Regions from separate parts of the Mus musculus genome. Here region 1 is linked to region 2. Evidence: chromatin loops called from intact Hi-C (ENCODE). Cell type or tissue: left cerebral cortex. All regions are shown on one strand. Each heading gives the region's core, and the rest is flanking DNA. Links, peaks and the distances in the headings are about the cores only. Region 1 holds the start of Khdrbs2 (KH domain containing, RNA binding, signal transduction associated 2). Region 2 has its middle 280 kb from the start of Gm24732.

What was found. Hi-C counts contacts between places; a loop is a spot of excess contacts. Peaks named below come from ENCODE experiments on the same cell type or tissue, not always from the same donor. Only the 100,000 strongest peaks of a DNase experiment are listed, where the experiment ranks them.
Region 1: it touches region 2 in a loop (5-fold over the local background); 4 of 42 quality-filtered maps call a loop at or near these places.

Annotation. Positions count from the first base shown.
Region 1 is chr1:32,167,355-32,180,053 of GRCm38, forward strand. It overlaps Khdrbs2 (KH domain containing, RNA binding, signal transduction associated 2), which reads left to right and starts at 5,368. Exons shown (of 9, transcript NM_133235.3): 1 at 5,368-5,654. The coding sequence starts at 5,564. In left cerebral cortex, for the core only: a CTCF peak has its summit at 7,342 (motif pointing right); DNase peaks (open chromatin) are centred at 5,334, 6,360, 6,576, 7,407 and 1 more place; H3K4me3 peaks cover 4,320 bases; H3K27ac peaks cover 3,159 bases.
Region 2 is chr1:32,841,049-32,853,747 of GRCm38, forward strand. No RefSeq gene overlaps it. Among named protein-coding and RNA genes, the nearest start is that of Gm24732, 280 kb to the left of the region's middle. In left cerebral cortex, for the core only: no CTCF peak of the experiment used is centred there; no DNase peak of the experiment used is centred there.

The DNA of each region.
Region 1 (12,699 bases), core at 2,399-10,398, 670 kb before region 2:
GCCAGCTTGTAAAGTGTGATACGTCAAATCATTCATGAGTTATATCTACTAAAGTTACCTTATTAACGCTAATTTTTGTTTGTTTATTCTGAAATCACATCACATCCAAAAAACAGGCAAAATCATGGAATTCCTATTATGTGCATTATACAATTTTCCTCAAATGTTGATATTCTACCCTACCTACTATATCCTTGTATCATGTTCTCCATCTCTGCTCCTGTGTCTATACAATTTTTTTTCTTGTTTGCGGGTAGTATCAAATATGATGCTCTTTACTCCTCATATGCCTTATCTGCTCTCCTCAAAGCACAGGTAATTGTTTATACAATCATTACGCAATGAGAAAAAGTACAAGAATGGAATCATAAATATTATTCTTGTTTGGTCAATTCCACTGTCAGGATTGTTAGGGGTGGGGGAAAGAGGAAAGTCTGTCCCAGGATCTAATCCAGTATTAAAGCTGTTTCACAGTGAGATAATTTCAACCTATGACATTGCTCAGAATCCCAATACTTATGTTTTTCTGTTTTTCTATTTTATATAGGATATATGAATTCTTAAATTTAGATAATTTTTCTTGAGATAAGCTTTCTATGTAGTCCATTCTGATCTGGATCTTAGGTTCTATGTAGTCAGGTCTGATCTGGAACTTCTGGTTAGCCCCTTCCTTAGCTCACAAATATTGCTATTGTATTTGTGTACTACCAGACAAAGCTGGAATGTCATTTTCAATTTCATTACTCTCTTCAAATGCCTGACATTTGTGTTATTTTTGGGGTGGGAAGTTTACCATCTTAATCATCTTTAAGTAGACACTGTCTTTATTTTAAGCATATTTAAAATTTTGCACAAGTCATCTTCAGAACTTTTTTTAATCACAAAATTTCAACTCTGCACATGTGAAACAATTCTTCTTCTCCTCAGTTGTACCTTCTGCCCTGTCTTTGAAATATTTACTTCTATAGTTGCTACCTACATTATAAAAATATTTTAGATAACATGGTATGTTTATTCTGTACAGCAGGACATCACAATAATTATGCCATATACATCAAAATGCTACACACAGATGAAGAGCTAGGAAATTTGTGTCATCTGGATACTTGCAGTGATTTAGTCTTTGAGTGGGATGGCATTCTCTTATGACTCTAATTTAATATTAGGCAGCTCTTTCAGGAATGTCGATAAGTAATTCCTAAATCAAAATTAAAACTCAATCCAATCTTTACCCCTTGTGTTAGTCACGATACATATTGAGTGAAAAGAATTTCAATTTACCTGTCGGTTTTCTTTTCATATTAAATTTCCTTGTGGCCTTCATCTCCTTACTTTATACCAAATAGAATGGAGACCAGATCTTGATTTGCTGTGCACGGAAAATATTACATATTCGTGCTGTAATTCCTTACTTTAATTTGTTTTTCTCCAGAAAACAATCAATAGTTGAGCAACAAGTCAACTGCTATTGGATTTAATATTAAGACCACAGACAAGAGCTTGCCTTGACAGGATAATGACAGCTTCATTGTTTATAATCAGGAATCTCCTATCACTGCCATCATCAAGGGTAGTAGCTACTCAGAGGTTCACTTTGCTTAATTTCACAAAAACAGATAATTCCAACACCAGAAATGTATTACTCAGATGTTGAGGTCACTTCATAATTAGGACAGTCTTTTTTTTTTTTTCCCCTTGGACATTTGTTCAAATTGCGAGCATTCAGAACAGCAGCATTACAACTCAGTGGCCAACCCTCAACTGCCAGACCTTTTTCCTTTGTGTATCTCTTCTGCCATGTTTAACTTACACACATTTCACCTAAATTATGCCATGAATATTTTAAATTTTTCTAAAACCAGCAAGCATATATTTAGGATATAAGTGGTGCATATTAACTTGTGCAGTGACACATTTGCATATAGCAAATTTTGATTCTTAACACTTTGTGTGGCCGACTTTTCCTTTTCTTTTCCTACTCTATTATTTTCACAATTGAGATTATAATACAATACACTTTGGTCATATTCACCCCAATTCCTTTCCTTAACTCCTCTTAGCAGAGGATTTGAAAAGAGAGATCTTTTGCAGTATATATAATCACTGCTTTTGATATTCAGTGTAACCAATTCTCCACTCTTCATTCGCATACAAAAGTTCTTTATATTTTATTAGAGTTATTGTGTGTTGGGAGTGGGTATGTTCAAGCAATTCTTGAGTAGTAAGTACTTAGACCTGGTGAGACATTTGCCAGACTTCCCCATTCTCTTTTATAATCCTAAAGTATATTATATACTCGATATGTGCACTGACAGATGACTTGTGTACTTAATGAAAGTAAAAGAAACTCAACATCAAAATAGAGGCTTTTCACTAATGAGAATCTGTGAGACTCTTCAGCAAAACATTAATCAGTTAACATTTCAATTCTCAATTATATTAGACAATACATCTACTCATTAGAATTCTAAACAGTGATTATACACATGGAGGACAGTTGTCTCCATATTATTGTACAAATTACTAATTTCTGCCAATTTTGTTAATCTGTCATCCTTCCTTGCTTGCTTCTTTCTTTCTTTTCCTGTTTCCTTCTTTCTTTTCCCTTCCTTCCTTCCTTCCTTCCTTCCTTCCTTCCTTCCTTCCTTCCTTCCTTCCTTCCTTCCTTCCTTCCTTCCTCCCTCCCTCCCTCCCTCCCTCCCTCCCTCCCTCTTTCTTTCTTTCTTTCTTTCTTTCTTTCTTTCTTTCTTTCTTTCTTTCTTTCTTTCTTTCTTTCTTTTCTATTTCCTTCCTTCCTTCCCTCCCTCCCTCCCTCCCTCTCCTTCCTTCCTCTCTCTCTCTCTCTCTCTCTCTCTCTCTCTCTCTCTCTCTCTCTCTCTCTTTCTTTCTTTCTTTCTTTCTTTCTCCTTCCTTCTTTCTTTGTATGCATTTCTGTGAGTTGACTCACCTGTGAGTACTTAGGGGCCAGAAGAGAAGACAACCCTGTCCTTTATTTACTCCTTTGAAGGAATGTCCCTCCCCCCACCCTAAATATGTGGCTCATCCTTTCTCAGCTAGTCCAGAAGGGAGGTAGCTTTGGTGATCCTCTTGTGTTTGCCCACTGTAGAGATGACATTACAGGCATTTGGGGGAAACTAAGCTTGCTATGAGGGTGAGAGAAACCAGTCTTCATAACAGGGAAACAAGTCCTCTTGATGACTGGTCTATCTGTCCAGATTGTTATTGTGAATGTGTTCTGTGGCCGTGTGTTATACAAAGGTTGATTGAAACAATGAAGGAAGTACAAATGCTTTAACTTATTTAATAATTTATAATGTGTATATCCCACTAGTGTGGCAAGATAAGCTGAATAAATTTCTTGGATGTTCATAGGATATGTAAAAGAAATAAATATGTGTCTTCTACATTCACCACAGAACATATTCTGTAGAATATGTGCCTTATGCATCATTTGGATACTAATTGACTTGTGACATTTTTCTTAATAAACCACTTTTGAAATAATGGTACAATAAGCAAAATTGAATCTTAAATTGTCTTTCAGGACTAGAACTCAGGTTGAAAATCAATTAAGGTATGATTGAGTCTTCCTAGCATCAGAAGAGGGAAGCATATAAATAGTTATAATTTATTTATGTATAACCACACATATTCTATTCAACAATAATTTATTTATAGGTTATCAATTTATTTACATTTGTATTTATAAGATAAAATATTTAATGCACAGTTTTGATGGCCTCAAAATATATGAGTCAGGGGAGAACGCAGTGATTTGGAGTCACCTACTGGGAACATATGGATTTGAATGTGGATGAGGGCACCCCTCCAGGGTATTTGGGTTTTTGCCTTTGGTTGCTAATCCTCTGGAGGTGAATAATAAGAATATTGGTTTCTAAGGGTCAATATAGCTTATTTTTATTTTGTGATGTCCATTATGTACTAAATACACAAAGTACTCTACAGATTAGGATTATGTGTAGTCTAGTATTATTTCTGACATTTGTCATGTGTTTCTGGTTCTCTTTGTCATCACTCATTAGAAAGCATCCCCGTGAGAGAAAACACAACACAGTATGTCTATCTCATTTGGCAATTATTCAAGTCCAGTCTCTAGACCCTTTTCAATACTTTTAAACACTAATTGGATGTATGCACAGTCTAAAAGTGTCTAGCATATGGGAGAGTAGGGTAAACCCTGCTGTCTGAAGCTTCATACTACTTACATTTGAATTTTAGCCTCAGCTTTAGCATAGCTATGAGGTATATTACACCGACTACAGAAGCAAAACCTGGTATCTCTGGGTTGCTCAGTGTTTTTCTGAGCTGGAGTGAGTTATCTCATGGATGTGAAACATGTTAACTTTTTAAAATGTCATACAAAAATCAATATAACATCCTAATTTCACCTAAAATAAATACTTAGGTAACACTGTGGACAGAATAAGAGAAATTAGGAAACTCCCAGCAGGTTTTATATACTGGGAAAGTTGTCCCAGGTGAATGGGTGGTAGAAATATTGACAAGGGATTGTTTGGGAAAAGATAATTTTAAAGAAAGAATCATTTCATTTTAAGTAGACAAGGTACAGCTCAGGGGTCCCATCTGGAAGGGAAGGGTACCTCCCTTATCCCTCCTTCCTTGGCGATGATTCTTGTGGGTAAAATACTCATTTAAATAAAGGTGGGGCATATACAAAGTAGTTCAGCAGCATTCCCATGGCAGCGAAAGAGACCCTGATGTCTAAAATAGGAGAACATCAGAGCGACAGAAGTTAGGCATCATCTAGCTTCTTTCATTCACAATTCTCCCCGCTAAGTTTACACAGTGAGTGAATTTTGCACCATAAGAATGGGTGGATCCCTAGAACTAATTCTGTATCACGGGCAAGGTACACTGGAAGCGTTTTGCTCTACTACAGAATCCAGGCACTTCTTCATTTGTACATTAGTGGACATCCTTCTGCCCCAAGATATAGGTCATGGGAAACACAGCCCACATTTTGTCTCAGATTTCCAACCTTGCCCAAGAGTCTGCGATCATCCAGGGGAGAGACACCTGTGCCTTGGAGACCTAGGTGAAGTGCTCAGCCTCTGTGCTCATGGGGCACACATTCTTGCTCTCTCATCCTCGTGCCTGCCTGGCAGCCCGCACCCACTCCACAGCACTGGCCAGGCCTGAGAACACGGCGGGCTAAGGCGGCCAGGAGAGTGCGCTTGCACTTCGCACACCCCTCCCCTCCGCAGCAGCCTCCTGCCACTCAGGCGACTCGACTTGCGGCCCCGCCCAATGATAGTCCATAGTCTCCGCGTGCGCCCCGCCCTCGGACCCCGCTTCCAATAGGAAGCCGGCGGGGTTGGGCCGCACGGGCATCCTCTCCAGCTGAGGCCACGGCCGGAGCCTGGCTGGGGCGCGGGAGAGGCAGGTACCAGCGCGGTCTGCGCAGCCCCAGGCGCTAGAGCTGCGCTCTACGGTGGAAGAACGGTTCCCGGGGGAGCCAGGGACCAAGGCGTCGGAGCGGGCGGAAATTGCGCCTGACCGGGCACGGTCCGAAGTCCGCGCTATGGGAGAAGAGAAATACTTGCCTGAGCTGATGGCAGAGAAGGATAGCCTGGATCCATCTTTTGTGCACGCGTCGCGCCTTCTGGCGGAAGGTAGGACCGGCTGGGCTCCTGCCAGCCCCGGCAAGGCGAAGTTGGGGAGGGCAATCTCTCAGCTGGGCAGAAACTGTCCCTGAGAGCCCTTTCCTAATGCAGGAGGCACAGTGCTGGATGCCTGGCTCCTCGGAGGCTCAATTAGCCCTGAGGTCTAATGGCAGAGTGATGCGACCTGTTAGGGTCCTGGACAGGGAAACTAGCAAGTGTCAGGTGATCCACCGGGACCTTGTTACTTTGCAGAAGCCAGCAAAATCAGTTCAGGAGTAAATGCGATCCATGGAGTGTTCTGAGAGTATCTTGGTCACAGATTAACGTTATTATATATTTATTTATTTATAATATATATTTTTCCTTCTGCGTTTCAAAGTGATTTTGATAGCTTTTAATAGGTATTTTCCCTGGAAAGTCTTAGAATTATTCAACAATAAAGTATGCATGTTCGTATATTTATGTGAGCGTGGTAAGCAGAGGCTAAAGTGCTTATAAATGTAATCGAAACGTGATGATTGGGTACTATGCAAGATACTGGTCCCTAGGAACGCTCCATAATTGATCAACTGATTTTTAAACCAGGTGTGCGTTTTCTTTTGTGTACCTGTGATGTAGCAGAGATTCAGTTCCCAGAGGAACATCTATGTCTTGCCTTTTGCATTGCTTTGAAAGGTCGTTTGAAAAAAAAGGTACACATGAAAACTTCTCCGTCAGAAATATTAACCCAATATAGTTCCATATATGTGAAACAATGGTAGCAACTGAAGACATCCAGGATACCTGGTACCCTGCACTCTCCTATTTAACACAACTGCAGAATTTTTAGATGAATGTTTTATTAATAATGAAGTGCTTCATCATCAAACTGGCTAGAGTGTAGCTTTGTAGCCTGAGGTCTTACCCACTAGAAGAATCAGTGACATCTTTCTCTCAGCATGCCCCTCAGCATTAAGATACTTTTGAGATTTACTTGTGTATCATAGAAAGATTTTTACTCCTCATACGATTCAGAGACATTAGATGCATTTTGGCATTTTTAGTGGTTGCTATTTATTATAACCTATAATAACAAAGTATCTCATGAAAGACTGCCAGGAAAAAATGTGGAATGTGAAATACTTATCCTGTTTTCAAGGGAAAAGCTGGCTTTGTAGAGTAGTTAGGCAGTGAAATGCAATCATGTTTACCACTACCTAATAATCAAGTCATAATAAATTAAACTGAAATACTAAAGTTACGAACAGTACTCTTCTCTCCTGTTGGAGAGCAACTGCATATTGGAAAATAATGACTCAATAAACATGAACAGATTTAAAATGTGTTCTTTGATTTGTTTGCTTCAGTCAGTTCTTCAGAAGTATTTCCATTCAGTGTACAATGAAAGAAGATTCAAAATCTTCTCTGACCTGGAGCTCTCTTTGGGACAGATGGCTCAATAATTAGCTCATTTAATAATTTAATAATTTAATAATTAGCTCAATTAATGTGTATTAATTGTATTTCTAAAACTTACAGAACTAAGAGATGTAGATAAAAGTCTTACCAGGGTGAGATGCATGAGTATTTTTGACCAGTAAAAGAGTTAGGAGACCACGAAGTATCTGGTTTCCTGCTGATTTTTTCTTTCCCAAACACTAGATTTCTTCAGATTTAGGAAATCATTCTAATGTACCTTGTAATTTAATTTTTTCCCAGCAGGGGGAAGCATGGCCTGCTTTTGTAATGGGTTATTTTAAAAAGCTCAGGACTAGAAAGGCATCTCAGTAAGAAACAAAGAGGGTGCCTAAATTTCAGAGAATTCCTAATGAGAAAAGAGAGAAAGAGAAGGAAAGAGGTGGCGGCAGTAATCCTAGAGTAGTCAGATAGTTCCATAAAAAGATGCACAGGGCCGCCATCACTTCTGTAACTGTACACATGCTTACTAGAGTGTAAGGTAAGCGTGCTTTGGAGTCTCAGCGAATCATAATGCACATGTTGCATTATAGATTTTTTTCCATTGTCTTCTCAAAGGCCATTTGTGAGGGTTTCTAGGATCACTGTAGAGATTTTATTTCTCATACCTGGAAATGCTGCGTTTGAAGGCATCGGCTATAAATAAACCTGACACAGATACTCAAATGGAAGGAAAGTGCACACTGGAGTGCATGTCAGCAGTGCTGGGCAGACAGTCTTGAGACTGAGGGGGGCAGTAAGAATGATCTAGATGATTCCATTCTTTGGAATGAGTTTCGAGAGGCAGAGATATAAAGCAGGGAGCTCTCACAATGGCTTACTTTGCTTTCTGGTTAGTGATAGATACCAGCCTCTCCTTAGTTGTGCCTGCTTCTTTAAGCGTACAAGGCTGTGGGGCTTTGAATAACTTTTGTTGTTGTTCTTTTCATTGTATTTTATTTCATTTCTTTCTGTTTTGTATTTTCAGTAGGGGTCATACAAAAATAATTAAAAGACAATAATTTATGATTTTGACTATTAGTTATAGCAGATTTTGAATAATATGTGTTAAGGGGTTTGTATAATGCATAACTTCCCTGCTGTAATTACAGTTTTATGTAGTTGGCCATTTGTTATGGAAGGTGTTTCTGAATCTGCTCACGGGACAAACCCAGCATGATTCTGAAAGTTCTGGCGCAGGTCGGATTCTGCTTTAGCCTTGGAGTCACATGAGGCTATTTGTATCTATGCTACCTTAATTTGATTCCATGCTTATTTAGCCGAATTTTGTAAGTTTTCCTTCCCTGGTCCCAGTTTTCTTGTCTCAAAGAAAATAGTGAGACTAGGAGATCCTAATGTTTCCAGAATTCTTATTCACTCCCAGATGCCCTCTGCTGAGAAGAGTGATGTTTTCGGATTCTGAACAGAAAAAAAAAAAAAAGAAAGAAAGAAAGAAAGAAAAAAGTCAATAGCTGAACATTTTTGGTATTTTTCCATTCCTTCCCAGTATAAGTAAATATAGTAATAATACATTTCTTTCACCATAGCATGATTTGAGGCATGTACACGATGCTGTATAGTGGAGACAGATTCATGCTCTTAATTCTATTGAACTACTTTGAAGGCTTGGGTCTTGTATGTGAAGTACCTGTGTGAACATATGCTTGTTTTTGATTGAACATGCTGGGTGGCAGATTCATACTTCTTGATTCAATTGCAGCATTTAATACTTTCTGAAGTATTATTCAATTCAAGTAAAGATGATTCAGACAAGGCTTTCTACTCTGCATTCTTCACAAATATTAACGGATTAACCAATGTTTTAGCTAATTAGTGGGGAGGAAAAATCAAAGATTAACAAAATAGTTTTGAGCTACTCTAGGACTCTTGGTGACAGACTTGGCCTGACAACTGTAGTTAACCTTTATGTTTACAGATGCATATGGGTTTTTAAGTGTGGGAAGATGGCATCCATTTGTATTTATCACAAATGATAACGTATCAAAACCGAGCTGGATTTAAATTCTCAGTAAGGATCACTTTAAAATTTAGATCATATTCCCTAAATGTTCTCCGCAGAGCCAGGCACAATGGTTAAGTCATGGAACTTATCGACCCTATGCCTAAAATCATCTTCTGGCTAAGAAAAAAAAATCTACTCATGCAACTATTTCAGTGGACTTTCCTCTTGATGAATCTAATGTTTTTTTTTTTTTCCTCTCTGTTGATATTGTATAATCCTATTTACATTTTGAAAATAAAAACAAACATGGGCATAGATTAAATTCTTGATATCTTCAGTCTGCAGTCTAACCAATGAATAACGTAGTAAAACAATGCGTTTTAGCAATGAACAATCTGGTACTGAGTACTGACCCCTGCACAGGCTGCGCTGACGCGAAGATGCGTCTGCTTTCCTGTATGGTACTCTTTTTTTTTTTTTTTTTTCCTATCTGTAAAATGGGAAATGCAATGCGGATCAGAGAGACAATTTGAGGTAAGTATTTTTGCTTACAGTAAGAAGGGGAGAATTTTATATAAATATAAGAAACACATTTCTTTAGCATTTGAACATGTCTGCTTAACCACATTTGAGACTGGATTTGATAAGAATAGGAAAATAATTCCTACTTTGCTATTTGAATCAATGCTGAATAAAAATTTAACTCATAAACAAAATGAGAAAACAGATTTTCATGATTGCAGGGAGAGATTTTTTTTTAATGCCCCTTCCCATCAATGGTTACTTCTCAGGCTAGTTTTTTTTTTTTTCTTTTCTTTTCTTTTTTCTTTCAATGATGACATCAGATCTCATCAAGCATCTTCAGCTTACAATGCCTTCCCACTTAGCAGCTTCCTGGGTCTCTGTGTATATGCTCTGTTGTGTTCCTTACTTCCTACCACATTCAGATTACATGCCCTTCACATACAGACTTCCTATTCATGCTTCCATACTCCATGTCCATCTGACATACAGACCCCCTACCCTCACATGCAGACCCCCATGCTCATCCTAACAGGCAGATCCCATGGCCATCATCACATGAAGATCTCATGTTCATCCTCACATGTAGATTTTAATTGGGCTTACTTCTGTAAACAGACACATGACCAAGGCAACTCTTATAAGGACAACATTATTTGGGGCTGGTTTATAGGTTCAGAGGTTCGGTCCATTATCATCAAGGTGGAAGCATGGGAGCATCTAAGTAGGCATGGTGCAGGAGCAGCTGAGAGTCCTACATCTTCATCTGAAGGCTGCTAGTGGGACTGACAGCAGCTAGGAAGAGGGTCTGAAGCCCATGCCCACAGTGACACACTTACTCCAACAAGGCCACACCTACTCCAATGAGGCCAAACCTCCTAATAGTGCCACTCCCTGGGCCAAGCATATACAAACCATTATACAGACCCAATGTCCGTCCTCATGTGCAGATCCCATGTCTATCCCTTTATTTGCTCCATGTGCATCCTTACATGCAGATCATATGTCTGTCTGCACATGCAGACCCCATGTTCACCCTTTTATGTAGGCTCCATGTCCATCCTCATCTTCTTGTAATAACAACAGCTGATTATGTTCTTTCAGCGTCAACATCTACATCACCAGTGCTTCCCATGCACACTGAGGTTGTTTCGGAGACAAAGTTCTTTCCTTGGGTCCCCCACTTCTATTTATTCTTGTAACTGCCTTTTCAACATGAATAACTTAAAAAAATAGAATGTGTCTCACTTGCAAAAGTAATAATATTAATCTTTCTTGACACTTATCCTCCCTTGTGTCTTTCAAGTGTCTGATGTTATCAATCTGCATCTGGTTCCCTCATTTTTCTTATTTTATTTTCTCGAAACCCTTCAGTCTAGCCTGTGTCTTCAATATTGTCCTAAAACAGTCACTCTACTGTCGGAGTCACCCCTAACAGCTGTGTCCAGTTTCTCTCTACTTTCCCCCTACCCATTGGGCCTGTAATTCCTACTGTTGATACTCTCGCAGGGTCCGTCTCCTCCCTTTGCTTGTGCAGCTGGCCATGGCTGGGTTCACCTTCTTTTTAGACACTTCTGCCTCTCAGTCCACTTCAATAAATACTGTATTTCACAAGGATTCATCTAAAGTGGAATTTTGACTAGCACATGCTTTTTAAACTAATTTCTTTTTTCTGAAACATGTAGTTCATACTCTTTGACACTCTTACTACATATCTCCTTTGCAGTCTTATCTTTTGATCCTTTCAGCTTGATTTATCTCACCTGGAACAAATAATTCACTTCCCTATGGCCACTCTCCTCATCCTTACCTGTCCACCCCAAGGCTGCTCTACATGGTTTCTGTTTTCTCAAGATCACTGATGTCAATTCATCATTCCAGGGTGGACTGGTCCATATCAGTAGACTGCACTCATAACGCACAGCAAATTATCAGCATTGAATCAACTGTATCCACTATGAAAGCTGTTCAGATAGTGCTTTTCAGCCCACTCACAGAAAGTTTTTCTTCAGCCGACTTCAGAAGCTTCCCCTGGGGGCCTCTTTCCTATGCCATCTGGCATGATATATAGTTGTCTGCCTCTTTTCTCCCTCCTGTAATTCAGGTTTCATAAGTGTTGCATCTCTCTGGAATGACCTTCCTTAATTTGTCTACCTGGTTGGAATTACTATTCATTCAACAACTTGGGCCAGGTTGCCCCTTAATCTGTGAAAATAGCTTATTTATCTGGGTTATCTATTGTGGATTAGAAGAACCTGCCTCTCTTGTTTTTTACTTTTGCACAACTACACTGCAACATGCAATTTTATTGGATTTTGTGTTTCTTTTCTCTAGCTGGGAGGTTGGATTTGTGACTTAGGTCTCTGAATCTTTAATGCTTGCCTTCATTCTCTGCATCTGACACATGGATACCAAGTGGATGAAATCAGTCTTACATATTACCTTTATTCTAGTTAGAAGACATCCCCTGAAAACAAAATTCCAGAAACTCGTTCACTGTCAAATTCAGCCATATTTTATCAAGTCTTACTTCTAATCACAGAGGATCATTTTCAGAGCATGTATTCACCAAAACAAAACAAATCAAACAAAAAAACCCAAACCCCAAACTTATTTTGCAGTTGTTATGCATTTGCCAGTAATTGTGAAATGAGAAGAGAATGTGAAATTTTAGTGTATAATATCCAAACTGAGAAGATGGCATTGATAGACTGTGAGGGTGCAGCTTTGCTGTGTCTTGTGTGGTCCTGTGTAGGCTTGCATGATTACTACTGCTGAGATGTCCAACTGTCTCCCCCAAAGATCTTCTACATTAATGCCTAGGTTACTCCCTCACAATGTCCCTGCCTATTGTTTACAGTTAATTCAGCTTTTTAGCCAACATCCCTTCCTTTTCCTTTTCTTCTTGGATTCTCACAACAAAGGGTATACATCTTTTTCTGTGGTCCCTGACTTCCATCCGATGGTTGGCTGTGAGTATCTGTATCTGTCTCGGTCAGCTGCTGGCAGGGCATCCCAGAGCACAGCCATGTTAAGCTCCTGTCAGCAAGTTCAACATAGCATTAGTAATAGTGACAGGATTTGGTGCCTGCCCATGCTATGGATCCCAAGTTGGGATACTCACTAGTCGGCCAT
Region 2 (12,699 bases), core at 2,550-10,549:
GCTCCCTGCTCTGATGGTCATGGACTCTAGCCCTCTGGAACTATAAGCCACTAATTAAATGTTTTCTTTTATCAGTTACTTTGGCCATGGTGTCTTATCACAGCAATAGAAAAATGACAGACAGTGATGGAGTGTTTCAGCAACAATATCATCTTGCCAAACAACAGTAGAAAAGGGATCTCTCATTGATGAAATGTTCTTTTGTGCTACATGACTGTATTTAGTTGTTTTATAATGACAACCATTGAGATTAGTGGCATTTTGATAACACTGTTTTCCCCTTAGCTACACATTGATTTCACATCTGTGATATGTGGTAAACATTTTTCAACAAAGACACACAATCACCAAATGATGGCATTGCTTGTGTTTAAATAAATACTATAATAAAAAATTAATGCTATATCTGCTATATGCTTAAGAGGGCATATACAGAAATACCACAATTTTAGTCAAGAAAACGGTCAGAATTATAGTACTTCAATTCTGTTACAAAAGTGCTTTTAGAAATGTGGGGAATAATTTAGCCATGGGATATTTCCAAATTTGTTAGTCCAATCTGACTTTATTGACACATATTATTATTGCTTAAATTACTCATGATTTATGTTGTTACATTGTTATATGTTATAAATTTATGCAATATATTTAATATTCTGTTCATTTTAATTTTCATTTTAATTAATACTAATACATGAAAAATAAATAACATATACATGCATATATATATATAAAACAAAATTTAGAAATTTAACTGTATATCTGATGATGTTAAATATATTTTGTTGTATAACCACCATGAACACCCATCTCCACAACTTTCCTTATCTTTGGAAAGGGCTACTTTACACCATTAAAGTGTAAGCCCAAAGCATCTGGTAGCAGACATCGTGCTTTTTAGATAAATGAGTTTTTTACTATGTTGGGTATGTCATAGAACTGGAGTCATTTTAATTCTTGTGTTTTGATACTGCTTCTCTTCACTTCTTTAAGATTCATCCTCACAGTACATTTTGTCAGAAATTCTTTCCTTGTTTGATCACAGCCTAGGATCAAACATGGGGCCCTGTGTATGTTAGAAAACACTCCCCAGTGAGCTACACACTCAGCAATTCTTTTTAAGAATTTAAAGAATTTAAGAATTTCTTTCCTTCTTAAAATTGAATATCTTCTGTTTTATGCACATATATCATTGTGTTTTTACTCATCCACTCTAAGGTAGATAAACATAAGAATTACTTAGAACATCAGTGAGAAAAATGAAGGGAGAATGAGGGTAGAGATGAGGGCAAGGAGGTACAAGGGCAGGGAGAGAAGAAAAGAGAAAGACTCATGGTTGCTGAGGCAATAATAGGAAATCTAGGAAAGATGGAGCTAATAATGAGCACAAAACAGGTAATGTAAGGAAAAGGGAGTTAGTCTGGTATCAGAAAGCTTTCATATACTATGTGTGGTGGTTTGAATGCTTAGTCCAGAGACTGGCACTATTTAGGGGTATTGCCTTGTTGGAGTAGGTGTGCCACTGTGGGTGTGAGTTTTAAGACCTGCCTGGAAGCCAGTCTTCTCTTTATTGCCTTTGGAACAAGATATAGAACTCTCAGCTCCTCCTGCACCATGCCTGCCTGGATGCTGCCACACTCTCATCTTGATGATAATGGACTGAATCTCTGAATCTGAAAGCCAGCCCCAATTAATTGTTGTCTTTATAAGAGTTGCCTTGGACATAGTTTTTGTTCACAGCAGTAAAACCCTAACGAATACAGAAGTTAATACCAGGAGTGGGGTATTGCTGTACTAGGCTTTACCATGCTTTTGTTTGGGAGAATGTGGATTTTGGAACTTTGGATTTGGAAACCAGTGGAATCCTTTAAGTGGGGTCTAATGGGCTATCCTAATAGGAATAAGGAAGCATTTGTTGATAGGTGTGATTTGAACTGTGCAGATCTGATCCAAGACATTTCAGTGGAGAAGAATTTTAGTATGTGGCACAGAGACCATTTTTGTCATAATTTGGTGATGAATGTGGTTGCTTTTAGCCATTGTCTGAAGAGTCTGCCTAAGGCTAAGGCAAAGGGATTTAGATTAATTGTTTTGAAAAAGGAAGTCTTAAAACAGCCTAGTATAAATTGTGCTATGCAGTTACTAAAGTTCAATCTTATGGAGAGTGTTTTAATGAAAAGCAGCAAGCTGAGAAAGGAAAAATACAAAATATATGGTTCAAGTATTAAAGGGACATCAGGAAGTGGAATAGAACTGGATCCTATATTCTAGTAGATAACAGATTAAGGGAATGGAACTTTGGGGCAAGAGCTCACCCAGCTAAATTAGGTCCATGCGTGGTGGTATATATCCCTAATCACAGGAGACTGGGACAGTCAGAACTCTGAGTTTAGCATCAATCTACAGAGCAAGTTCTAGGACAGCCAAGCTTAGGAAGGAAGGGATTTGGAAAACAGAAAGCTAGTAATAGGATACAGGGGACCATGTTCTAGCCCCAGGAAGCAGCAGAATTCAGTAGTTTTGGCCATGTGGCTCTGGCTTTAGAGATAAGAATAGATGGGACTACTGGGACAGTTGATGCTTCTTAGTTGGAACTAAGAAATTAGTGGTGATTAAGAAGAGATTAGCATTACTGAGGTGAAATCTGGGAAGTGTTTTCTGAGAGTGCAAAGAAACAGTTATCCAAGATAGCCAAGGTTGTACTTTGTGCAGTAGGTAGACTTGGAAATAAGTAAGAATCACCAACAAGGTTCTGGTTTTGAAGGTATGAAGGGGTCAAAGAGAGCAGTTGAAGCTTGGCACTGGGAAAGGCAGAGAAGGCCATTGGTGAATGTGCACCTCGGCTGCAGTTGATAGCCAAAGACTGAAGGGTCACAAAAAGAAGTTGAGGCTTAGCACCATGAAGAGAACCTATGAGAGGCTATTGGTGAAGCCTCGTTGCAGCAGAAGATCCCAGCATATTGGAGATGCCAGAACTATAGGATGATCACCAAGAACAGCAGCAACAGTGGAGGGGAGTTAACCAAAGCTACAGAGGTTAGAGCTGGACATATAACCCAAGCCCTTTGGAGGAGCCCAGAAGATCACGTGAGGATCCAAGACATTGGAACAAGAAGCTGTAATGTTGAGGATGCCTTGGAGACTGCATGATGTTTGAGATGCCAGAACCATGAGATATCTACTGAGGAAAACTGCTAATAGGAAGTAGGAGCAGCCCAGGAGAAAGAAGTTTGTTGTAGTCAACAAAGATGAAAAAGGAGTTGGAGATCTGAAGACTGTTTGACATCAGACATGGAGATATAAAGTTTGGAGTTTGCCCAGCTGGCTTCCTGTCTTGCTTTGGGGGTTATACTTAAGTGGTTGGATTAATCTCAGAAAAGACTTTGAACTTTTAACATTGTTGAGACTGCTATAGACTATGGGGACTTTTAAAGTTGAATTAATGTATTTTGCATTATGCTATGTTTAGGTATGACCCCCATAGACTCATATGTTTGAAGAAGCTGATGGGGACAGGGAGTGGAATGTGGTGGTTTGAATATGCTTGGCACTATTAGGAGGTGTGGCCTTTTTGGAGTAGGTATGACCTTGTTGGAGGAAGTTTGTCACTGTGGGCATGTGCTTTAAGACTCCCATCCTAGCTGCCTGGAAGCCAGTCTTCTACTGTTTCCCTTTGGAATGAGATATAGTATTCTTCAGCTCCTCCTGAACCATGCCTGCCTGGATGCTGCCATGTTCCCACCTTGATGATTATGGACTGAACCGCTGAACCTGTAAGCCAGCCCTAATTAAATATTATCCTTATAAGAGTTGCCTTAGTCACAGTGTCTGTTCACAGCAGTAAAAAGACACTCTATTCTAACCCAGTTTTTCTAAATAAGAACTAGTTAAGAAAAGTTATCCCTAATGTAATCCCACGATGAAAATGTTCGGTCACTGACCACCAAATACAAAGATAACTGGATTTTGGAATATATAGAAATTGTATTGCAATACCTCCCTTCCAATCCTAGTTTGCTGAGAGGTTTTATAATGAAAGAGCACAAGTTTTGTTTAATATTTTTCCTTGTCAGTTAAAGTGTGTTTCTGTTTCTTCATTTTATCCATGTGAAATATAATACTAAATTTTATATGTGAGAAAATTCTTACATGCCAGTGATAAATTATACTTGATTATACAGATTAGCCTTGAGGCTGAAGAGGTTAAGAGCATTGGTTAAGAGCATTTGTTGCCCTCCAGAGAACCAGAGTTCAGTTCTTTTCTACAATCCATGCTGTGTAGCTCTCAATAACTTCAGCTCCATAAGATATATTGCCTCTGGCGTCCACAGGCATTAATACTCATTTACACACACACACACACACACACACACACACACACACACACCACAACTAAAACTAAATCTTTCAAAATGTATAATCTCAGAATGTTGTTTAATCATGTAGACTTGATGTTACCAAGGAATTTACTTCGGCATTCATCAGAGATATTGATTTTATAAATGTGTAAACAATAGATAAACTCCTGAAAGAGGGTATGTTCTTCATTTGGACATGGACGTGGCCATGTAAAGGACCAGTGTCTCAGATCCACGAGAATCTAGCCAAGCTTCCTCCCCCACCCCATAAGGCTAGAAGCAGTGAATCTGTCCTCTGGTCCAAGTCTGAGTACTTAGGAATGATTGATTTATATCTACTCTAACTAGCACGACAACTTCATCCTCTAGTTGTTTCACAGCCTGAAACTGCTTGTACCTAGACAACTCCTACTTAGACAAGCTCATTTCTCCCACTTGCTGTACACAATAAATATACCGAGGCTCAGGATAGCTGTGGAGGTTGATGTCACCCCACCACCACCCCCCAGCTTTTCTGTAGGTCTGTTAGTATGTCTCATTTCCACAGTCCTCCTCTACCCTAGTAAAATTTCCAGAGTCATGGCATGCAGGTTGCCAAAAGTGTACAGTTTTTCTTTAAGTCTTTCTCTAGCTTTGGGGTCAGCCTTTTGGGATGAGATTAGGTGTCTTGTTTTCTCTTCAACTGGTTGGAAGAGGTATTTCTTCCTGAACTAGTAGGGTAGAATTCAACAGAAAAGTCAACAGTTCTTGGGCTTTTGTTCTTGTGATATTTTTATTACAGACTAGGTCAATACTAAGTTTATTCATGTTTTTAATTCGTGATTTACTCTTGGCTAGTGATGCAGTGCTGGGAATTTATCTGCTTGAATCGGGCTCTCCTGCTTGCTGCTGTCTACCTTTATACACTGTTCCCTCACACAACATTCTATTTCTATAAAGGTAGCAGCAAGACGTTTTCTTTCCTAGTGTTTCCTGGGTCTTCTAATCCAAAACAGATCTCTTGGTCTCATTCATCATATCTATTGTTTTCTGGGTGTTCATATTTTATCTCTGGCTTGCTTCCCATTTTCTTCTTTGTGCTTAAACTAACTCTCACTTTTTATTTCCATTACAGGTAAAGTATAATTATTAATAAAAGATATTTCTCCATTTTAAAGAGATAATTTACAGGTAATTTTGGAGTTAGCACTGTATTTTTGAAACTCGCATTTTATAGTGTGTTTTAACTTGTGTTTGTCTGTATGTTTCTCTTTTGATTCATTTTTTTTGGCTGCTAATTGTTAATGGTTAATATGTTGCAAATTTCCATACATTCGCACACATTTTCTGGCTTCCCTTTCCCACTTGATTTCCAATGTTACTCTATTGTGATCACAAAATAACATTATTTCAATATTTTAACACCTACTAGGATTTTCTGTGGCCCCAAATATTGTTGCTAATGCTCTGTGTGTGCTCTTGAACAGCGTGCATGTTCTACCTCTGTCATGTAAAATGTTCATCAAGTACCTGGGAGATCTGATTAGCATCGTCCCCGTCAGCTACATCATGACTGACATCTGTTACAATCATCTATTACTGAGAATGTGGACTGGAAGAATTTCATACTATTGAAGGTGTATGTCTTATCCTTCAATTATGTAAATATTTATATTACACTATCACATGTATTAAGGGGTGAAAATGTATGGGCATGTTACAATTGTGTTTTAAAATGCATAAAGCAAGATCAGTAAATGTATTCACGGCTCATTTAAAGGTTTCTTCAGGTGCTATGGAAAAGGTTGGCAGATAGCTCTACTTGCTACACCTTTGGATCTGCCATTAAGTTTAGTCAGAGTACATACTAGGTGGTTTACAAATAATGACAGCTTGGCAAGAGTGCTGGAGACAGGCTATTTCTGTCCAATGTAGGACTTCTGTGGACAGTCTTTATTTAGAGACTCATGTTGGCTTGACCAAAGGTTTTACAGAAATGTGCTACAGTCTCTCAGATTTCTGTCAATCCTTTCCTTCAGTCTTTTTTTCTTTCTTTCATAGGTTTAAGGCATACATTGTAGTCTGAAGAATTTCCCTGCCTACTTTAATTATTCTTTGAGCCTTCCTTTCAGAGGATTGGAGTGGACACATTTTGCTCACAACTGGGAAAAAAGTGACCTTAAAAATAATATAATTTCAGTCGGGTGTGGTGGTGCACACCTTTAATCCCAGCACTTGGGCGGCAGAGGCAGGCGGATTTCTGAGTTCGAGGCCAGCCTGCTCTACAAAGTGAGTTCCAGGACAGCCAGGGCTACACAGAGAAACCCTGTCTTGAAAAACCAAAAACAAAAAAACCCAAAAATAATATAATTTCAAGAAAATTTTATCCTTACTTCCCAACATATATCAGAAAAATTAAATATATCAGTCTATCTAAGTTTGAATATTCATTATAGTCAAAGGTCAAGTCTTACACTGAGTATCTTAAAATAATATCAAAAGAATCTATTTTTCAGGAAGAAAGAATTCCATAGCATCTCCCTTTCCCATATATGTTGCTCATGCATGTGTAGGCCCTTTAACCTGTTCTTATAGGTACTATTAATGGGCAGAACAAAAGACTGTTAAGAAATGTTAGTTGCTCATGTTCATTCAGCCTGGAGTAAACCAGGAACAACTGCAGATGACTTAACCCAGGCCCGTGCTGCAGGAGGCACACTCTGCTTGAGTCCTTTTGTAAATTACAAAACGATGTTCTTTACTTATGAACCGTTATTTCTACATTTCAGAAAATTGTTATTTTACACTGATTTCTGCAGAAGGAGACATCTTACTGCCATCTGCTGGAAATTTTGAAATATATATATGTGTGTGTGTGTGTGTGTGTGTGTGTGTGTATGTGTGTGTGTGTGTGTGTGTGTGTGTGTGTGTGTTCATATGCAAACAACAATGCTTATTATGTAAGTGGAGCCTTGCTAAATATGCCACATCCTATATAGCAGCCTGGAGATAAGGCCACTGCCTCCTAAGAAATGTGCTTTCCATGTTCCCTATAGTAGCAGTGGGGAAGGGTCGTGAGGAGAATTGTTTATAAGGACAAGTAATGAAAACCATATTAAGAGGCTTAAAAAATGTACCAATTCTGCCTGCTTATTCGAGTTATTAGCTATGAGTAATAAAATAGTTTCTTACCTATTGTGTACATTAGAAAAATATTAGTCTAAATAAGATAAATGAAGGAAGGACTTTCAAAACCTTCCAAGTTATATAAGTTCCCAAGCTGAAAACATGATACATTATATTTTCTCGGAATTAGTAAAAGCTTACATAGATGGCCAAGTTGTACTGTGTACCACACGTCATCCCATTGGCTATAAAGTATAAAAGGCAATTTAACACACGAAGTATAATGAGTGTAATTTAATTCTTTGCTTATGCTTTAGAATCCAACTCAGTTCTTTACATAGCCTGAAGCTGGTGTATACCACATGTAGTATGGTGGACTAGAACTATGTGAAATTGCTGTAATTTATATGACCACAATGGACAAATGTTTCCTTCTAAGATGAATAAATTATGAAGGCTTGAATATTTAGGGTTCTTAAATGCTGACCTCCTTTCTGACCCACCAACCAGAGGTAAGAGGTAAAAGGTTAATGGGAAAGGGATATTGTGGACCTGTTTAGAAGTAGTTTCTTGGGGCGATTCCACCATGCCTTGTCAGGATTCTAGCAGGTTAGTTCAATAGTAAACACCAAACACAAATCAGTAGCGAAGGCATCATCCAGCAGAATAAATGGTGCATCTCTGAGATAGCACAAGTCAGAGGAAGCAGCCAGAATTAGCTGGAGCACCATGAGAAGCACCACTAACGAAGACCAGTCATGACCAGTGAGGAAATGAGGGATTGTAATGCAGGAGCATCCTCTCACTGTTTGTGGGGATCAATTTATATTCTTTCTTTTTTTTTTAATTTATTTTTTATTAGGTATTTTCCTCATTTACATTTTCAATGCTATCCCAAAAGCCCCCCATACCCACCCCCCAATCCTCTACCCACCCACCCCCCCTTTTTGGCCCTGGGGTTCCCCTGTACTGGGGCATATAAAGTTTGCAAGTCCAATGGGCCTCTCTTTCCAGTGATGGCCTACTAGGCCATCTTTTGATACATATGCAGCTAGAGTCAAGAGCTCCAGGGTACTGGTTAGTTCTAATTGTTGTTCCACCTATAGGGTTGCAGATCCCTTTAGCTCCTTGGGTACTTTCTCTAGCTCTTCCATGGGGGCCGTGTGATCCATCCAATAGTTGACTGTGATCATCCACTTCTGTGTTTGCTAGGCCCCGGCATAGTCTCACAAGAGACAGCTATATCTGGGTCCTTTCAGCAAAATCTTGCTAGTGTATGCAATGGTGTCAGCATTTGGAAGCTGATTATGGGATGGATCCCTGCATATGGCAATCACTAGATGGTCCATCCTTTCGTCACAGCTCCAAATTTTCTCTCTGTAACTCCTTCCATGAGTGTTTTGTTCCCATTTCTAAGAAGGGGCAAAGTGTCCACACTTTGGTCTTCGTTCTTCTTGAATTTCATGCGTTTAGCAAATTGTATCTTATATCTTGGGTATCCTAAGTTTCTGGGCTAATATCCACTTATCAGTGAGTACATATTGTGCAAGTTGCTTTGTGATTGGGTTACCTCACTCAGGATGATGCCCTCCAGGTCCATCCATTTGCCTAGGAATTTCATAAATCCATTCTTTTTAATAGCTGAGTAGTACTCTATTGTGTAAAGGTACCATATTTTCTGTATCCATTCCTCTGTTGAGGGGCATCTAGGTTCTTTCCAGCTTCTGGCTATTATAAATAAGGCTGCTATGAACATAGTGGAGCATGTGTCCTTCTTACCGGTTGGGACATCTTCTGGATATATGCCCAGGAGAGGTATTGCTGGATCCTTCGGTAGTACTATGTCCAATTTTCTGAGGAAAGGACAGACTGATTTCCAGAGTGGTTGTACGAGCTTGCAATCCCACCAACAATGGAGGAGTGTTCCTCTTTCTCCACATCCTCACCAGCATCTGCTGTCACCTGAATTTTTTATCTTAGCCATCGGACTGGAGTGAAGTGAAGTCTCAGGGTTGTCTTGATTTGCATTTCCCTGATGATTAAGGATGTTGAACATTTTTTCAGGTGTTTCTCAGCCATTCGGTATTCCTCAGGTGAGAATTCTTTGTTCAGCTCTGAGCCCCATTTTTTAATGGGGTTATTTGATTTTCTGGAGTCCATCTTCTTGAGTTCTTTATATATATTGGATATTAGTCCCCTATCCGATTTGGGATAGGTAAAGATCCTTTCCCAATCTGTTGGTGGCCTTTTTGTCTTATTGACGATGTCTTTTGCTTTGCAGAAGCTTTGCAATTTTATGAGGTCCCATTTATCGATTCTCGATCTTACAGCACAAACCATTGCTGTTCTATTCAGGAATTTTTCCCCTGTACCCATATCTTCGAGGCTTTTCCTTACTTTCTCCTCTATAAGTTTCAGTGTCTCTGGTTTTATGTGGAGTTCCTTAATCCACTTAGATTTGACCTTAGTACAAGGAGATAGAAATGGATCAATTCGCATTTTTCTACATGATAACCGCCAGTTTGGCCAGCACCATTTGTTGAAAATGCTGTCTTTTTTCCACTGGATGTTTTTAGCTCCCTTGTCAAAGATCAAGTGACCATAGGTGTGTGGGTTCATCTCTGGGTCTTCAATTCTGTTCCATTGGTCTACTTGTCTGTCACCATGCCAATACCATGCAGTTTTTATCATATTTGCTCTGTAGTACAGCTTTAGGCCCGGCATGGTGATTCCACCAGAGGTTCTTTTATCCTTGAGAAGACTTTTTGCTATCCTAGGTTTTTTGTTATTCCAGATGAATCTGCTGATTGACCTTTCTAATTCGTTGAAGAATTGAGTTGGAATTTTGATGGGGATTGCATTGAATCTGTAGATTGCTTTTGGCAAGATAGCCATTTTTACAATGTTGATCATGCCAATCCATGAGCATGGGAGATCTTTCCATCTTCTGAGATCTTCTTTAATTTCTTTCTTCAGAGACTTGAAGTTTTTATCATACAGATCTTTCAATTCCTTAGTTAGAGTCACGCCAAGTTATTTTATATTATTTGTGACTATTGAGAAGGGTGTTGTTTTCCCAATTTCTTTCTCAGCCTGTTTATCCTTTGTGTACAGAAAGGCCATTGACTTGTTTGAGTTAATTTTATATCCAGCTACTTGATTGAAGCTGTTTATCAGGCTTAGGAGTTCTCTAGTGGAATTTTTAGGGTCACTTATATATACTATCATATCATCTGCAAAAAGTGATATTTTGACTTCTTCCTTTCCAATTTGTATCCCCTTGATCTCCTTTTGTTGTCAAATTGCTCTGACTAGGACTTCAAGTACAATGATGAATAGGTATGGAGGAAGTGGGCAGCCTTGTCTAGTCCCTGATATTAGTGGGATTGCTTCTAGCTTCTCACCATTTACTTTGATGTTGGCTACTGGTTTGCTGTAGATTGCTTTTATCATGTTTAGGTATGGGCCTTGAATTCCTGATCTTTCCAAGACTTTTATCATGAATGGGTGTTGGATTTTGTCAAATGCTTTCTCAGCATCTAACGAGATGATCATGTGGTTTTTGTCTTTGAGTTTGTTTATATACTGGATTACGTTGATGGATTTCCATATATTGAACCATCCCTGCATCCCTGGGATGAAACCTACTTGGTCAGGATGGATGATTATTTTGATGTGTTCTTGGATTCAGTTAGCTAGAACTTTATTGAGGATTTTTGCATCGATACTCATAAGGGAAATTGGTCTGAAGTTCTCTATCTTTGTTGGGTCTTTTTGTGGTTTAGGTATCAGAGTAATTGTGGCTTCATAGAATGAGTTGGGTAGAGTACCTTCCGTTTCTATTTTGTGGAATAGTTTGTGAAGAACTGGAATTAGGTCTTCTTTGAAGGTCTGATAGAACTCTGCACTAAACCCATCTGGTCCTGGCCTTTTTTTGGTTGGGAGACTATTAATGACTGCCTTTATTTCTTTAGGGGATATAGGACTGTTTAGATCATTAACCTGATCTTGATTTAGCTTTGGTACCTGGTATCTGTCTAGAAACGTGTCCATTTCATCCAGGTTTTCCAGTTTTGTTGAGTATAGCCTTTTGTAGAAGGATCTGATGGTGTTTTGGATTTCTTCAGGATCTGTTGTTATGTTTCCCTTTTCATTTCTGATTTTGTTAATTAGGATGCTTTCCCTGTGCCCTCTGGTGAGTCTAGCTAAGGGTTTATCTATCTTGTTGATTTTCTCAAAGAACCAGCTCCTTGATTGGTTGATTCTTTGAATAGTTCTTCTTGTTTCCACTTGGTTGATGTCACCCCTGAGTTTGATTATTTCCTGCCTTCTACTCCTCTTGGGTGAATTTGCTTCCTTTTGTTCTAGAGCTTTTAGATGTGCTGTCAAGCTGCTAATGTGTGCTCTCTCTAGTTTCTTTTTGGGGGCACTCAGAGCTATGCAGGCACCATTTCAAGTTTCTGTTTTCAGCAAAATATCACATGACCTTTCAATTGTCTGTTTTCAGCAAAACATCACACGCCCTCTCACAAGACAGCTTCCAGAAAATCATCGTATCACATGACACAACTGAGTTGTTATAGAAACCAGGAATTTCCACCTCAAGATTGGGATCCTGCTACTCAATGTTCGTGACAACAGTGAAATCATAGGGTGTGTCCTCGTCTGATCAAATTTTGGGCCACATACAATGCAAAAGGTATAGGCGGCTCTCTACAGAACCGCATTGAGAAGGTAGCTGATTACAGCCAGTGCAGACCTCCAGAATTGTGAATAAATACATTTCTTTGCTTGAGCTACCACCCTATTTTCTTTTTATGGCACTCTGAACAGGCTAGTAAACTTGGTAATTCAGTTCTGCATCAATGAAATCATATCACTCACTAACCCTAGCATGACTTATAAAAATTCCAAATTTTGTATGAGACATTTTATGTAAATAAGACTCAAATGTAAAAGATTTTCAGTTTTAAAGTACGCTTTAAATTTTCTTAATTGCATTTATCATTAGTGTGTATGTGTATATATGGTGTGTGTGTTTCTATGTGTGTGTTTGTGAGTGTGTGTGTGTGTGTGTGTGTGTGTGTGTGTGTGTGTGTGTGTGTGTGTGAGTGCGCGCACATGCTATGGTATACTGTGTGTGTCAGAGGATAATTTCCAGGATACTTTTCTTGGCTCTCTTCTACCTTGTTTTATAAGCAATGTTTCTCTTATTTCTGTTTTGCTGCATATTCAG